2 separate regions of the Mus musculus genome follow, and region 2 is linked to region 1. Evidence: chromatin loops called from intact Hi-C (ENCODE). Cell type or tissue: left cerebral cortex. All regions are shown on one strand. Links, peaks and the distances in the headings refer to the core of each region. The heading gives the core; the rest is flanking DNA.

Evidence for each region. Hi-C counts contacts between places; a loop is a spot of excess contacts. Peaks named below come from ENCODE experiments on the same cell type or tissue, not always from the same donor. Only the 100,000 strongest peaks of a DNase experiment are listed, where the experiment ranks them.
Region 2: a loop joins it to region 1, with 2.1 times the contacts of the local background. A loop is called at or near these places in 2 of 42 quality-filtered maps.

What each region holds. Positions count from the first base shown.
Region 1 is chr19:59,070,227-59,078,562 of GRCm38, forward strand. It overlaps Shtn1 (shootin 1), which reads right to left and starts at 5,843. Exons shown (of 17, transcript NM_001114312.1): 1 at 5,229-5,843. The coding sequence starts at 5,286. In left cerebral cortex, for the core only: no CTCF peak of the experiment used is centred there; DNase peaks (open chromatin) are centred at 4,415, 4,719, 4,786 and 5,429; H3K4me3 peaks cover 1,739 bases; H3K27ac peaks cover 1,592 bases.
Region 2 is chr19:59,195,223-59,203,558 of GRCm38, forward strand. No RefSeq gene overlaps it. Among named protein-coding and RNA genes, the nearest start is that of Kcnk18, 20 kb to the right of the region's middle. In left cerebral cortex, for the core only: CTCF peaks have their summits at 1,277, 3,171 (motif pointing left) and 7,980; DNase peaks (open chromatin) are centred at 1,262 and 3,115.

The DNA.
Region 1 (8,336 bases), core at 169-8,168:
TGTAGCCCAGTCTAGCCTAGCTGAGGTTGACTCTGGCCCTGTGTGCCCCTTTGACACTGCCATGCCCAGACTGTTGCTTCTCCCTTGGTGGACACTGGGCAGTTTCAAGGAGTGTTGCTCAGGCTTTGAGTAGAATCTGATGTTTTCCTCAAGAGTACATGAGACTCCAAGATTTTTAAGGGAAAGTCAGATAAGATGCCATTTTTATCATATCCTATACTCTATCTCACTACACACACAGTGCTTTGTGTCCTGTTATATCTTGTCTGTTTTTAACTGTCCCAACTTTGGCCAGTAGACAACTCTTCCATTGGCTTCTGTGACTCTTGGACACAGTCCCATCACGTGAGCTTATTAGTTGGAGCACTTCCTTAGGTTTGGGAACCACGGACTGTTCCAGGCTCATCGGGCATATTTGGGTATCTCGAAAACCAGCCATTTCCCTTGGAGACCAACCATGTTTCTTTTATCAAAGGGCATTATTAGCACCCATGTTCTGAATATGTGTGTGTGTGTATACATATATATAAATATGTACCCATAAGTGTGTGTGTATATATATAAAATATAAATATTGCTACATGTAACAATCTATGTCTACAATAAGCTAATATAAATTCATACACATGCCTTTAACTCCAGTCCATTACCAAAAGCACTATTTTCAATAGGGAAAAAAAGTCTTGGCCCTCCCAAGGTCACAGTATATTAAATACCTTCTCTTTAGAAAGAGAGAGTAAAACACAGATTGGGGAATAATGGGTTAGAAGAAAAATAATGTTATAAATTTCACTTTTAGTTAATATTTTATAAACAAAAGGAGGACTCCATTCCCTGGGACTAGTGTTAATGGAGAGGGGGCTCTGAGCAGCTGTCATGGCTCCAGTCCTGGGGGCTGGGGGACTCTGAGCATCAGACATGGCTCCAGTCCTGGGGGGGGGCATCTCTGAGCAGCAGACATGGCTCCAGCCCCTGAAGGTCCATCTCCTGAGGGCCTAGTTGCCAACTCCTCAGCAGAGCTCACTGACCTTGGGAGTAAACTATGATCCTAATACCCACCTGGTGACTCAGAAATAGGCAACTCTTGGACCATGCTCAGAAAAACATTGCTGAAAAACCAAGTTTGTGCATGAAGCCAAGACACCCATGTCATTTCCAAATGCCTTTGGTTGAGGGACTCTGGGTGCATGCATCTCTTAGTGTAGTAACTCGGCTTCACTTACACATGAAGTATGGCCTCGAGACAGCCTGGGCTCCTTTAACTACAATAATGTCCCCACAGATTTCTCCCCCGGAAGCCAAAGGAACCCTGGAAAAGGCACCCATGAGTCACACTAGCTTGCTCTAGGAAGAAGCTGCACCTTAAGAATTAGCTCTGTGTTACCCAATCATCTGTACTGGGCTGTGCTGGTACAAGCCTACAGGCTCGTGTTGCAATCCCACAGGCTAGTATTGCAATCCCAGTACTTGGAAGGGAAGGCAGAGGACCAGAAGTTCAAGGTCATCATCTGCTACCATGGGGTTTGAGGCTTACATGATATATGCCTCAAAAGATAAAAAAATAAAAATCTTACAACAGAATAATTGTTTTAAGTCGTATTTACCCTAGAATGACCACAGATTTTGATTCTAGTTGTCACTGGTCCTTTCTGAGAATACTGTTATCAGGTTAAAGGTTAAAGGTTATCAGGTTAAAGGTTCAGTGGTAAAATACTTGCCTAGCATATATAAAGGTTTAGATCCCATCCTTAGCCCTAAGAAGGAAGAAAGTGGGGAGAGGGAAAGAGGAAGTCGAAAAAAGTCTCATGCACATTGTGAAATGACAATCACACATCATCATCACCAAGTTCCAAACAGCACTGCCTTGCTATGATGACTAATAGGTACCTGCTGTTTGGGTTAGGCCCTTCAATGCTGGTGGCCCATTCTGCATTGAACAGCATTGGTAATCCATGGACTTTCTGTGTATGTGGACATGTATGTGTGTACGTGTGGTGTGTGGAGGACTCCACTAAAGCTGCTCCCTGACCAAAAGACCAGAATCCATGACACATATAAGCCAACCAGACACACTTCCTAGATTTAATACTGTCTGTAGACCCAGAAAGTCACCACCATCAAGGACCAGGTCTTATTCACTGGTCTCTGCTGCCTTGCCCAGTGCCTGGCTATGAATATTCAGTGTATGCTTGTTGAATGAATCACCCAGAAAGCCATGCACCTTCAACAAATGCTGAACTAAGTCTATCATTTTCCAAGAGAATTCTACAGAGAGAGAGAAAATTGTATGATGTTTTGTAAGGGAAATGTCCACTTTGATAGCTGGGAAATATGCATCGGAAATAGTATCCTAAGTTGCCATTTGTCCATGCATTAACAATGTCAATCAGCCCAATAAAATAAAGCCTGAGGGGGGAGAAGACAAAAGGAGAATTACCTCATTACCTCAGCATCTGCTTGAACATAAAAAAAAAAATCACACACTGGCTAATTTTTTTTTTAAGGGACATAATATAACTTTCTAGAAAGACATAATATACCTAATTATAGCATTCAGTAGACGGGAACATACAATGTTGTGGAGTAATTCAGAAGTGGGTGTGACTTATAAGACACAGAGCCGGGGAATGGTACATATAAATTAGAGATTGTTCATATTATGACAGACTCCGTCAATGCATTTCACAACTTTTGTCAAGCACAACGTTACTCTCAACACTGAAGGCTCCCACTAGAGAAGGCTGTTGTCAGCTCTGCAGTTCACACAGCAGCCTCCCTCCTGAACACCCTTCCCTGGGGAACAGGTTCAAGTCTCAGCCTTAAAGCTCATCAATGGGGGCAACTGCATGAGAAGACCAAAATGGTCAATACAAATAGGTGAAGATCCAAACTTCACTTGTAGCCAGAGCAATGTAGGTTTTAAAGGAGGCATGTTGCCAGTTCCGATGGCAGACATTCAGAAACCTGCCAGGCTGGCCAGCTGACGACTACTGTCAGCGCATGTTAACCAGCAAATGATGACGAGGGCTTTGCTGGGGGAACAGAAACTGGCAGAGTTAGTGACAGAGGAGGGCTTCTTACTGAATGGCAGAACATCATAACATGCATGCCACCGAATCCAACAGTCCATCCCTAAGAACCCATCTTAGAAGCAACAGTAGTCTATTGACTTGCACGCCTCTTTGATTAATGACTGTCGACCAGATGAGAAACTTCCTAAGAGCCAGGATGATCTGATTCACTATCTATAGCTACGGAGTCCGAAACAGGGGCCTTGTGCATGTTAAGTAACTGATAGTTGTTACAGAAACAAAAACATAAACATGTTAGCAGTGAACAAGGAAAACGGAGCATCCAACCAAAAATCTTCTCCTTGTTCATATTAGGTTGGGAGACTGACTCACCATGGCAACAGCTCACCATCACCACAAAAAAACCTGACCATAATACTGGTATACCCAAAGACCTGGTTGCCATGTTTACACCTCAAATCCCCAACTTCCCAGCTAATTCCACAGGTAAAATAGCCATTAAAAACTCCTAAATAAGTCTTTTAACGCAGTCTGGTTTTAAGATATGAAAATCTCACCATAGACTGAACAAATAGTATCTATGTGACCAGTCCAATGTCCAAAACCAAGAGTACTCTCAAGAGACACAAACCTAAGTTCTATTCTCCTGGTACGCCCTTCCTCAGGAAAACAGAACCTTTAGAAATACTAAGGCCACAAATTTGTTTTCCAATACAACACAACAGAAAGCGCTAGACACTTAGGAACCCTCCCTTCTTCAAACATCAGTCCAGCAAAAGGCCTGAGGAGATATGTGTGGATGTGGTCACTGTTAGTGCACTCTGAGAATTACAATAAAATAATAAAAGGAAGTAACATATTTTACTTTGTTTTACAATCATTTGCAAGATGACCATCCATCAAAAGATCTGGTATTAATACCAAAAGTTTTCATAAGTCCAGAGTAATGAATCAAAAGTCTTCGGGTGTGAGACACGGGAAATTGTTATTAAAAGTAAATACTAGTGAAATCCAATCTTCTATGAAAATACTTGAAGGATTACAAATAAGGCATTCTGTCCATCCATTGAGTCACAGGTGCGATGTGGGCTGACTTCAGGCTAATTGCAGATGAGAGGGGGAAATGAAAGCAATTAACACCCATTCTGGATTTCTAGATGCCACATAGGGAAAAGTGCTTCATCCATTTCAGCGAGGTTAGGTAACTCCCCTGAGGTCACACAGTACAGTGCTGTGGAGCCCTTTCTGCGGAAGTGTGGCTGATGGATTTGAAGAGCAGCAAGCGGCTCAAGTCCTTGCTAGGACCTCTTAAGCCACCTGGCTCAGTCACAAGACTCAGTGATGGGAAGACACCAACTTCCTGGAGAGCTGAGTCAAGAAGAGGAATAGGACCATTGAGCAGGGCCCTTCCAATGTTAGCAAGTCCTGCAGCAAAGAGCATGCATGACCTTTTACCTCCTAAACCTGTGCAGTTCCTCTTTCTTGACCCATATTCTCAAACCACACTTTGAACAGGATAATTAGTCGTGGTATTTTTAAAGTGTGTCAGATTAACTGTCTCTAGGATCTTGCTTTGTTCACAAATGTTCTGATGGCAATCATTAGCTACCAAGCGGTAGAGAAAAGCATGCAAAACGGCCTGGATTTCCAGCCCCAGCCCCGCTTCCTCATTAAGCCCCACACAGGCAGGGTGTCGACTCACTGACTAATAAATTGCTAAAAATGGGAAGTGATAAGAACACATCGGTTCCCTGAAAAATCCCAGCTGGGTAAAGAAAAAGGAACTAGACCGAACCCAAAAGAAGGGAACGCTGCAGGCCCAGGAACGCCAAAGTGTGCAAGGGTGCGGCCTCAGCTAGGAGCCAGGCCAACTGAGCCACTACCCGGCGCCCAGCGATCCTACCCTACCCGGCTCGCTACTCCCGCGTGGACTGAGGTGCGTGCCCTGACCCTGTCCACGCCCGACGCGTGTCCCTTTGCCCGGGTCGCGCGCCCTAGTCCTGCAGGGCGCGCGATCCCACTGCGGGAAGACGCTGCAGCTCCTCCGCCCAGGGCGCTGCACCCCATGGCGCTTGGGGATGCGGGGTGACCGCGGCGGCCTCACGGTCCCTTGGCCACGGCTGGCACCTGCGGCTGCGCCCAGAGCTGTCCCGCCCGAGGCCGCTGCTGGGCACCTGCGGCAGCCGGCCCACCTACCTTGCTCCTTCAAGCTGGTGATGAGCTGCAGCTGCTTCTCCTCGTCCGAGCTGTTCATTTTGGCGGGTGGGGCTGGGGATAAAAGGCAAGGAGGGAGAGGCGAGGGGGACACGGGGGAGGGGGAGCAGAAAGCAAGATGCCGGTGGCGCGGCGTGCGGCTGCACTACCCGGAAGTTGGGATCGCTCCCGCTCCTCCTCCTCCTGGCGCGCCGCACGCGGTGAGATCATCCCACGCACCTACTCGCGGGCCCTGGCTGCCCCACCTGCGGCGGGCGGGTCTGGGCGCCTGGCCCGGTAGGGGCGTGGGCCGCTGGAGGCGGGTGAAGTGTCACGGCCCTGGGGCGCCTGCGATCCTCCCAGGTGGCTGTATGCGGTTCTGCTAAGGCCGCCGCTGCGCCAGGCTTTCCACCCGAGGCGCGCACCATGGAGACTCGACCCGGGTTCCCCAGGTCCGCCACCCTAGAGCTGGACAGCGGATCTGAGCAGGACCGGACGGACCCCAGAGGACCAGGCTCCTATCCTAGTTCTCAGTCACTGCTCATTGGAGCCAGGGCTGGAAAACCCTCTGTTCTACACCATGCACCTGTCCACCAAGCAAGTGCATGTTTGCAGTCTGTCTGGCTAATTGAGTCACCGCAGTCTTGAGGAGTAGGGGGTAGTGGGTAGCAGTCTGAGGGAGGGAGGGAGGGAGGGAGGGAGGGAGGGAGAGAGAGAGAGAGAGAGAGAGAGAGAGAGAGAGAGAGAGAGAGAGAGAGAGAGAGAGAGAGAGAGAAGAGGTGATGGGGGCGTGGCAGTCTGATCGCAGTTCCAGCGTGTGTGAAGAGGCCAGAGTCAGAACCTGGGCCCTGCCTCCAAGTGCCTCACCAGGCCAGAACTGCAGGGAAGGTCATCTGGTTCCGGTGGGAGGATCTTGCATCTTGGGGAGGCTGGCACTGCACTCTGAATACCCAAGGTCACTTTGTTGCATGACAGGGAGCCTCCTGTGTAAGGACTGAAGACAGTCCTTGCCTCTCTTAAGGACCCTCGGTGGCATTTACACCCAACTCTGGGGTAGACCTGGGCAAACATATCTAGGCAGGCTTGCATTCTCCAACTCTAGTTCTCCTAACATTTGCTTGACTCTCCCAAGCTCTGGAATTGGTCTAAAGAATGGAAATAATAAAGCATACTCTTTTAGAATTTAAAAAATTGAACAGGGAGAGGAATTTGACCACAACATCAAATCTAAAAAATAGAAGTGCTTGTCTAGCATGCGCTAAGGCCCCACAATCCATCCGGTCCACCTCCAATAAGGTGGACCGAATGGATAGGTATGCCGCCTGCTCTGCGCAGAGGATTTTTTGTTTTTTATGATTACAGGTGTTATGGTTGCTAATAACAAGTTGAGAAAAGCACAGTTCTTTATTCCAATCATTAAGCGCTCCAGATAAATCCGGGTTAAGTGAGCCTTCTGCACAGCCCTCGTTTTCTTCATCCTCTCTAAACTCATATAGAACACCAGCTCTTCATTCCTTGCGTCTCAATTTAGGCAAACGCCCCAACTCGGCTGGTAGTGGCCCTGCCAGGAGACGTGTATTGATATTCCCATAGATCCTATTACCAGTATCTTTCTGGTACTCATTATTCATACCATCTCGTGGTGACCGTTGAAAAATCAGAATCGGCTATTCCCTTTTAAGAAATGGCAGTGGTTTAGAATGCATAGTTTAACTGTTCGGGTGGCCTGAGGTGGCAGTGTGGATTTCTAAGTAAAAAGAATGAAAGATGGAACTTTATGAAATTATTTCAGTGTGGGGATTTTGCTATTTGGTCCTTCCTGGAATGTTTCATAAGAATGTTTCATAAGTTCAAAATATTTTCCAGTCAGCTACAGTGATGATCATAAAGATTGGTATAGGCTCAGGACACACAAGACCAAGTTCTCTGCCCAAAGATTTGCCCCAAAAGGACAAAGGTCAAGGAGTAAGAAACAAAGACAGGAGATAGAGGATGAGGGAGAAGGAAAAGGGAACAAGGGAGGAGGGGACATGGTATTTGTCCTAGAAAGACAAAGGACAGCCTCTAGATGGGAGCCAGACATGGCCCATAGGAAAATGGTGGTTTATATAAGGTAAGGGGAGAAACCCTATGTTAGGATGAGGTGTTTAATTTTAATTGGGCATGTTAATTAGGTGAGTCAAAGGGGCTTTTGTTTCCCGGACTTCAACACTTAGATTGCTGAACCTTGGTAGTCAGCCTCAGGAGGAGGGAGTGGCCAAATAAGGGAATAGATTTTGATGGTTAGTTTTAGCAATGTAATCTAATGGTTTTTAGCCAAGACAGGGGGAATAGAAGAGAAGGGCAAGGCTTGCCAGAGCCATGCTTGACATGTTAACATGCCTGGGGTAGTTAGAGCTCCTTCAATGATCCCAAAAGATAACCACATGGTCTTTCTCCTGGGGTTACCTTTTTAGTCCTAGGACTTGAAAGGTAGGAGATATGCGAGTTTTTAGCCAATTGCATGACCATATGAGGATGGGCTGCCACCAGGTGTTTTGTGAAATGAATGATAATTTATTTCTAGAAACACACACACACACACACACACACAGAGAGAGAGAGAGAGGAGATTCAAGTGATCAGAAATAACTACCTAGCTTTGTAAGGCAGCCATGAAGCTTGTTAGCCTATGACCAAACCCAAGGAACCAGAAGTACCTTCTCCAGCTCCATCACAGGGAAGCAGGATGTCCTGTTGATATTTAGATTGGTTTACAAATCTCCACTCTTTTAAATGGCTGATAGAATTGTCAATTCCAACAACAGTATGATGTCTGGGGAGTTTGAGAGTCTCAAATTGAAATGTTTTGGCCTCACAGTGAATCGGTGGCTCATTGAAATGAATTCCATGTACCCTCTTTGAATTAAAATAGCCACCTGAAAAACAAAGCCCTATTATCCTGAGGCCATGCTATGAATTATTAGGCTAACTATTAGATTTACTTCTTGGGATACAGAGCTTCTGTTACAATGACTTATTTATATGGCATGAATATTGATAGGAAGGATAGAGTTATATAATTAGTTTTTGTTCTGCTTAATAATGCATACGGGGATTTGTGTTTCATTG
Region 2 (8,336 bases), core at 147-8,146, 120 kb after region 1:
CAGCTCTTGAGTAGTCATTTGTACCAACCTGTACTTGGAGGTGAGACATGTATGTACACAACCTTTTCCGCTCCACTTTTAATTTTTGTCAGAGGAGGTCAGAATTGGCAGATTAAAAAAAAAGATATTATTTGCAGAGTTATGAATGTCCCCACAGAAACTATTTCTATCAGACCACTAGTTGTGACAGGGTTAGGAAACCAGTTTAAACTGTTAATCGGCCACAAAAAGGGCCTCAGATCGACGCCTTTCATTGTAAGGCTGTAAAAGCTAAGCTGTACATCGGGAAGAAATTAGACAGCGGCAAAACCATTACCTTGACTTCCCACAATAAAGACAACCTTAAGAGGGGCTATTGATGGTTTCAAATTACATCACAGCAGTTTGTGGGTTCTTCCTCCGAGCTCATGGAATACAATTTTAAAATGTGGATTCTTCAAAGAGCAGTCGCCGGCATGGTATTCACACATGGACAGGCAGCTACCCTTTGATTTTATTTATTGCAAAGTGGAGGTGAAGAGAGGAAAACAAAGACAAACAACCAGAATAAGGAGTTTAAAAAGAATCATGTCCGGTTTATATTTCCCAAGCTTTCTGTGCTCTTTCTTGCAGGGAAACTGGGGTGGGGGTGGGGGGCGGGAAGGGGACCAGAGGGAAACCCCTGTGCATGGCCCGTCCTGTCCGCCCTCTGCTTCTGAAGGTTCCAATCTGCACTCAGACTTGTGGGTTAAAGTTGGGAAAGACATTTTCCCAAACACGACTCCAGGGCCAGGGTCACACCGAAACTCCACTAGTCCTTTGGGGAGAAATCTCTCCGTTGGCCATGGTGGCCTTGTGCCTTCCACCAGCCGATTCCCCCGAAAGAGCTTGTACATTGGTAAAATTCACCGAAAGCGGGTGGCCCACCCTCCTCTTTTACTCTCAAAAGTGGTCTCTGCATTTTCAGGAGTCTCAAAAAGAGGAAGTCCCTCTCAATCGCCATCCTTAAAGTCACCTTACTGTTCTCGAAAGGCCTATAAAAAACGGGGTACCCTGCCACCTCAGTTGGCGTTTCTCTAAGTTAGTGGTGGAAACCCACACGGTGTCTGTTATTTTTATCCACTAAAGACAGCCAAGCTGAGTTCTTCCAGCAAAGGGACCATGGCGATTTTTTTTTCCCTGTGCTGGGGCGGATGGGGCTGTTGGGGTCAGGAGAGCCCTGAGGGGACCTCTACAGCTTCTCTGAGAGAGTGGCGCAGTGGTAGCCTGGGTGCCGCATTCGCTGCACAGCACTGCCCCCTGGCAACTGGCGCACAAACCGCTCCGCTCAGCCTCAGGGCTTCTTTCCTGCCCACTGGGGTGAACTCAGCCTTATCTTTCCAGATCACATCCCTGCTAGCCAAGCCATTTCAGAGGCCTGAAGAAGGACCCCCAACTCTTGTAAGAGCCTCAGTTCTGTTCTCCCCAAAGGGATCCAGGATCTAGGCTGTAGGGTGAACTGGAGAGGAGAGGCTGCAGGAAAACAATGATTTCCATCTAGGAGGGGACAGGAGCGCAGGCTCCCGGTGACCTGGTCGAAATGTACCTAAGGAAGGAGGACAAACATGGCTGGAGCTCAGATTTCTATTGGGAAGCTGCCGCAGAGGCTGTGTTCCCTGACCTCAGCACGACCTAACCACAAGTTCAGCCCTACTGGATAGTTTGTTTCAAGCTTTGGGGCTGGCCCAGATAGAGAAGAGTGTGTTGAGACCAGGAGAGACAGGTTGACTTAGGTAAGTTACTTTTCCTTCCCGTATACAGGTTTCCTTGTGTGGTTTTCTATAGTGGTGATGAAGATTAATTGATACAATATCCTTAAGGGGTGCAAGTCACCTGTCCAACAATTACCGCGGGCAATCTCACTTCATCTAATGCTGTCCGCACAAAAGTAGAGGTTGGTTTTTTTTTAAGATTTATTTATTTATCATTTATATTTATTTTATTTTGTGTGTATGCGTGTTTTGCTTGCATGTATGTCTGTGCACCACATGCATGCCTGATGCCTGAGGCTGAGGAAGCAGCAAGGCTCCCTGTGGGTGCTGGGAATCAGACCCTGGTCCTTTGCAAGACCAAGTGCTCTTAACCATGGAGCTAACTCTCCAGCTCCCAAGGTTTTGTTTTAGTTTTTGTTTTCTAAGATGTGTTTTATCTCATGTATGAATACGTGTGCATACGTGTGCAAATGAGTTCATACCCAGGAAGCCAAGAAGAGGGCATCAGCTCCCCTGCAGTGGAGTTAGAGGCAATTGTGAGTCTCTTGATGCTAGCTAGTTCCAGGGACCAGACTCAGATCCTCTGCAAGAACAGTGCATGCTTTTTAACCTCAGAACCACCTTCCCAGGCCAGAGCTTTTAAAGCTTCATGTTACAAAACAAGCAACCGGTTCAGCAAACAGAGTAATTTCTCAAGATTCCACAGCTAGAACATGGCTGGAGGATGGCATGAAACTAACCCCTGCTTGAAAGACCAAAGCTCCGAGCCACCAAGTTGTGTAACGTCTTACAGTGGCTAGCATTTTCTGCTTTCCACCTCATCTACTTTGTTGAGACTGCAGTGGAAATTTCCAGCTGTGGAACCCCAAGAACTCAAGGGTGGTTTGAAGCCCTCTGGCTGAGACCCCCTTCTCTGGTCCCCAAGGTATACTGAGGTTATCTTGACTAATCTGAGCACCACATGCAAGGAACCCCTACTTTCTCCTCTGCCAAGGCTGCTCTTGTAGCTGGTCATGGAGGAAGTCATTGAGTCCCCTGGAAGACTGCAGAGGTGGAGAGGGGACTTAAGGAAGGACACCTCTGAACCCTATTTGGACCCTCACAGCATAAAGTCTGATCATCTCCTATCATAAACCGAGGCCTAGGTCACTGTACTAAGATGCCATCAGAAAGTAGGCTTGGTTGGGGTTCCCCAGAGGTTGGCTCCATGCAGTTACCCCTGGGTTCCTCAACAGGTGGTTGTAAACTCAGGAGCCAGGCCCTGAACCCACACAGCCCTCTCTCCAGGCACTATCCACACTGTGGGTAGACTTAGAACCTAAGGACCAAACACTTGGCCCTAACTCTGACCCAAGACATTTCTACCATGGAGCTAGGGGTAAACATCTGGATGGAGCTGTCAGCAGCACGTGCAAGGGACTCAGCGCCCCCTGGTGGCAGGACTTAGAACTCACCCCCTCGTCTTACCACCTTTGCCACCAGATACATAAGGAGATTCGAGGTAAATGTCGGTCTGAGAAAAGGAACATGCGCCGCACATGTACAAACATGGATGCACACATGCTTCTCTTTCCAAAACCCTTCCCCCAAGGCAGAAAGTAATGATACATGTTTACATCTATCGGGATTGTTAAAGAGACTGTGTCACCCCCACTCACTGGTCCATCTGATTTATGAAATGGGGAGGCAACTGTGATGCAAACCTCTCTGCCATGCAGTGTTCCCAGATGCCTAAGGCTACATGAATAGTGCTGTTTATACTTTGAAAACCCCTTCAGAGAGAGAAAAGGTTCCTCTAAACCAAAATCAAGGGGGGAATTGTACCGAGAGTGTTTGCAAATGGGAAATGGTGGATTGACACCTGCCTTGCCTGCCTGATGGGTCTAATCCAGCCTTGTACATTAGAACACAGATAACTTGCTCTGTACCTCCACTAGGATGGCACCCTGCCCTCCTCTTTTCTCGTTTTTACAGGGAAGGAAGAGGCGTGGTCACTTTTCTGCTACAGAATTAGAAAGTCAGGGGCTGTTGTCCACTGAAGTCTTGAGGGTATGATGACTGGCAGGACTGTCTCAGGGAGCACATGGCCTTGAAATTTGACACAGTGGCCCAATTGGGTAAAACATACTCGAGGCCTGGTAATCTGGTTTCGCTTCTCATGTTTCCAGTTCTCAAAGCTGACCCTCAAATCATCTACTTGTGGAGATGAACTTCTCTGAGAGCTGGGGATAAAGAAATTGATCACAGAGCCTAGCCCAGCACTTGTTTCAGAAAATGTTTTATGAGTAGTTTCAAATGTCACCAAAAGACAAAACAGAATTATAATGAGCTCCTGGGGGGTCAAATAACAAAATCATGACAAATCTGTTCCCAAAAGACAACCCCTTCACCAAAACTTTAGTACAATCTGTTGAATAGTAGTTTCATGACTTGATCCATAGAACCTGGAGGAAGCTCCTCAGGACTCCTGATGTTCTAACAGGAGTTTCTTTAAGACTCAGGGAATATACAACTCAGAAGCTCCAGGAAGTCCCTGAAACTGACCAGATTCAGTAGCTCCTCTCTACAAAGCTTGTATAAGCAGGGAGGACTGCTGAGAGACATTCTCAGACAAGAGAAACTGCCTGCAAGAGGCTTGAACTAGATAAGCTGCCCAGGAAAGGCAAAGACCAGATAAGCTGCCAGGAAGAGATATCCTCTTACCTGTTGAGCTTCCTGCAGGCTATACAGTATGCCCCAGGTTTCCAGCTTACATGAGCAGTCACACATGTTGGGTGTACTTAGATGATAGCAGCCAGCTGTCTTTGAGTCATCTGTGCTCCTGCAAACAACACCTTGCCCAGATTCCTGAAAGTAACCCCAATAAACATGGGTTCACCAAGTTTGAACTTTGGTGGGATCCATATTTCAGTCTGTCTTGGGTTCCCTATCTTGTCTTGGGTAAGTAGATACTTGTTCGTGTCCTTCCCCAGAGATAGCTGAAACACTAACAACACAACCTCAGAACCAAGACTGGTATGCCTGAGCATCAAGGATGTCTACCGAATTCACTAAAGCTTCATCTGCACCCGGATTCCTGGAGGATCCCTTGGTTTTTATAGAACTTAAGCTGGAGGCTTGGATTCTCTGGTTGACTTGGGGATGGTATTTGTCTGCTTCTCTGAGTACTAATGTTACTTCTCTGAGTACTAATGTTACTAATGTTACTTCTCTGAGTACTAATGTTACTTCTCTGAGTGAGTACTAATGTTACTTCTCTGAGTACTAATGTTACTTCTCTGAGTACTAATGTTACTTCTCTGAGTACTAATGTTACTTCTCTGAGTACTAATGTTACTAATGTTACTTCTCTGAGTACTAATGTTACTTCTCTGAGTACTAATGTTACTTCTCTGAGTACTAATGTTACTTCTCTGAGTACTAATGTTACTAATGTTACTTCTCTGAGTACTAATGTTACTTCTCTGAGTGAGTAGTAATGTTACTTCTCTGAGTACTAATGTTACTTCTCTGAGTACTAATGTTACTAATGTTACTTCTCTGAGTACTAATGTTACTTCTCTGAGTACTAATGTTACTTCTCTGAGTACTAATGTTACTTCTCTGAGTACTAATGCTACTTCTCTGAGTACTAATGTTACTTCTCTGAGTACTAATGTTACTTCTCTGAGTACTAATGTTACTAATGTTACTTCTCTGAGTACTAATGTTACTTCTTTGAGTACTAATGTTACTTCTCTGAGTACTAATGTTACTTCTCTGAGTACTAATGTTACTAATGTTACTTCTCTGAGTACTAATGTTACTTCTCTGAGTGAGTACTAATGTTACTTCTCTGAGTACTAATGTTACTTCTCTGAGTACTAATGTTACTAATGTTACTTCTCTGAGTACAAATGTTACTTCTCTGAGTACTAATGTTACTAATGTTACTTCTCTGAGTACTAATGTTACTTCTCTGAGTACTAATGTTACTAATGTTACTTCTCTGAGTACTAATGTTACTTCTCTGAGTACTAATGTTACTTCTCTGAGTACTAATGTTACTAATGTTACTTCTCTGAGTACTAATGTTACTTCTCTGAGTACTAATGTTACTAATGTTACTTCCCATGGTTGCTATGAAGATGAGAAATACTTCCTGCAAAGTTTACCATAGGACAATGAGGAGTATCTTGACTATTTCATCCAGGGATGGAATTCAGTGAGGTGTTTAAATAAATTGTGAAGATTTGAAAACTGGGTTTCAGTTATTTCTTTTGAATTTTGAATTAGTTCTAAAAGACTGGAACCAGGGAAAGTTTTTGCCCACCTTTTGCAGTGCTGGGAGGCCAAACTTAGGGCTTCATGTCTCCTTGGCCACCATCTATTATTGAGAAATTGTCCTAGCCATGTGTGGTCAGCTTTTTATCCCAAGTCCATGGTGCCTTTAGCATATTCAGAAGCCAAAGATGGCCAGAATGAAACAAAGTTACTTAGTTAGGACCCCAAGTTTCTCTAAGGATACTCCTGGCTTGTGCGTGTGTGTGTGTGTGTGTGTGTGTGTGTGTGTGTGTGTGTGTGTGTGCTTGTCAAGGGTCAGGTCTGTATTTCTGCATCCAACATGGGATCCAGCATAGGAACCAGGGCTGACGGATGTTGACATCGTTGGATCACATGGCCTATGCACGGACGCTCCATCTACAGAACCTATGACTTTCACTTGGTTTGTCTCTCACCTGCTTTGAATGGCTCAAGTTCCCACATCACGCAGGACTCGCCATTGTTCAGACTTTACATTTCCTGGTGTTTTGTTTTTCCCCACTGCCTTTCTGTCTCTGTAAGCTGCATGGGGGTAAAGGCCACAGCTGCTTTCTCATCAGTGTATTCTTAGCCCATAACACAATGAATAATTGTCGGAATGATTTATTTTTATTGGAAGCTGGATTTAGAAACTAGTTTAACCCTAACTTCACCCTAACCAGTAGTTCTTGCAAAGAACTCACAATGCATCATTTCAATGTGTTGTGTGTGAAATTAACCTCCATGTGCCCCGCAGGATGAGCTGTTCTGGAGGAGATGGGGTAGAAGGGGTCAGGTCAAGTTTGGATCACTGGATGCTTGAATTGTACAGCGTAATGAATAAATTTAAAACATAATAAGATGCAAGAGGAAAGAGATAGTCCCTGAGTTTGGGGTTATACAATACTTCAGTCTCTTTTCCTTCCTTCTCACTCCTCCCCTCCCCTCCCTCCTGACTTCTCACTCTCTCTCCTGCCTATCTCCATCTTAGTCTCTAGCATTGTGATTGTTTTATCATCTTGGTGGAATTCAGAGTTATGGAGTGAACAATCATGGGTATGTCTGTGAGGGATCATCTACATTAGGTTAATTAAGGTGGTTGTCTTTCCTTGGACTGAATGAAGAGGAGGAGCAGGATGAAAACTCCACCCATCAGTGTGTGCTTTCTGACTGCGGGTGCCATGTGACCAGCTGCCTCGAGCTCCTGCCACCATGCTGGACCCTCAGACTATGAGCCAGAATAAACTCGTTTGTAAGTTACGTTTGTCAGGATATCTTACCGAAGCAACAGGATAAGTAGCTAATCTAATCATGCATTGTCTCCAGTCTCTTCCATAACTCTCTCCACATTAATTTCCCCCTTAGTGATGGGATTTCTGATGGAGAGTGAGGGGACCCAGTAGAGAGAGGGATTCTGTAGCAATGGCACCCACTTTACTTTAGAAATCTGTTCCCCTACTCTGGTGAAAGCATACCCAGGACTGGATACACACAGCTTCCCCTTGCTTTTGCTGCAGAATGTATTTGGGACCTCAATGGGCATCACCAAATGATTGGCTGAATTAGGGGATAACATGGCTGTCAGCCTAATGCAGATGTTTGCACCTTACAACACTGTCTCTTTCCCTTCCTGTACAGTGTACTCTGGTCTGTCCTACCATATATTCTGTTCAATTTGTCTGTCTTTCCCAGTGAAGTCCACTGTATTTCCTGAGTCCTACTGGACACACCCTACACATTTTCCTTATGTCTCATGACCTTCTGACTTGCTTCCTGTTTTTGTTAACTTCTGTATCATAATTGACTACTACCAAATGCAGCATGTATGATGAAATACACTAATTAAGCACCTACTGTGCACTGAGCATTGTCTAAGCATTGACAGCTCCCACATGACTCCTCTGCAGACTTCCATATGTTATTGACAATGATCTCTACAGCTCCAGCCAGTGGTTAACTGGGGCAATTACAGTGAAAGCTGTGAGAATCGCCTGACCTTGGGTGGATGGATAGTCGATGAGTATCCCTGAGAAGGTGTCCACTTTTCTGACACTTGGAAGAGCAGAGCATTCCAGAAATTTCTCCTAAATAAACACTAAAACTAAGTAGACTTGTTTTTCTTCACCCCCTCTCAGTTCTGAGTCATATTTCACCTATTTCCCCCCCCCCCAACATGTTGAAGAACACTCAGCTGCTCTGGTCCTTCAAATGCGCAAACATGTTTTATACATGTTTATACATGTTTTATACAACAACAACAGCGAAAACACACCTATTGGCAAAAGACCCGTGTGCAACAGCATTTAGGCTTACAAACGCCTCTAA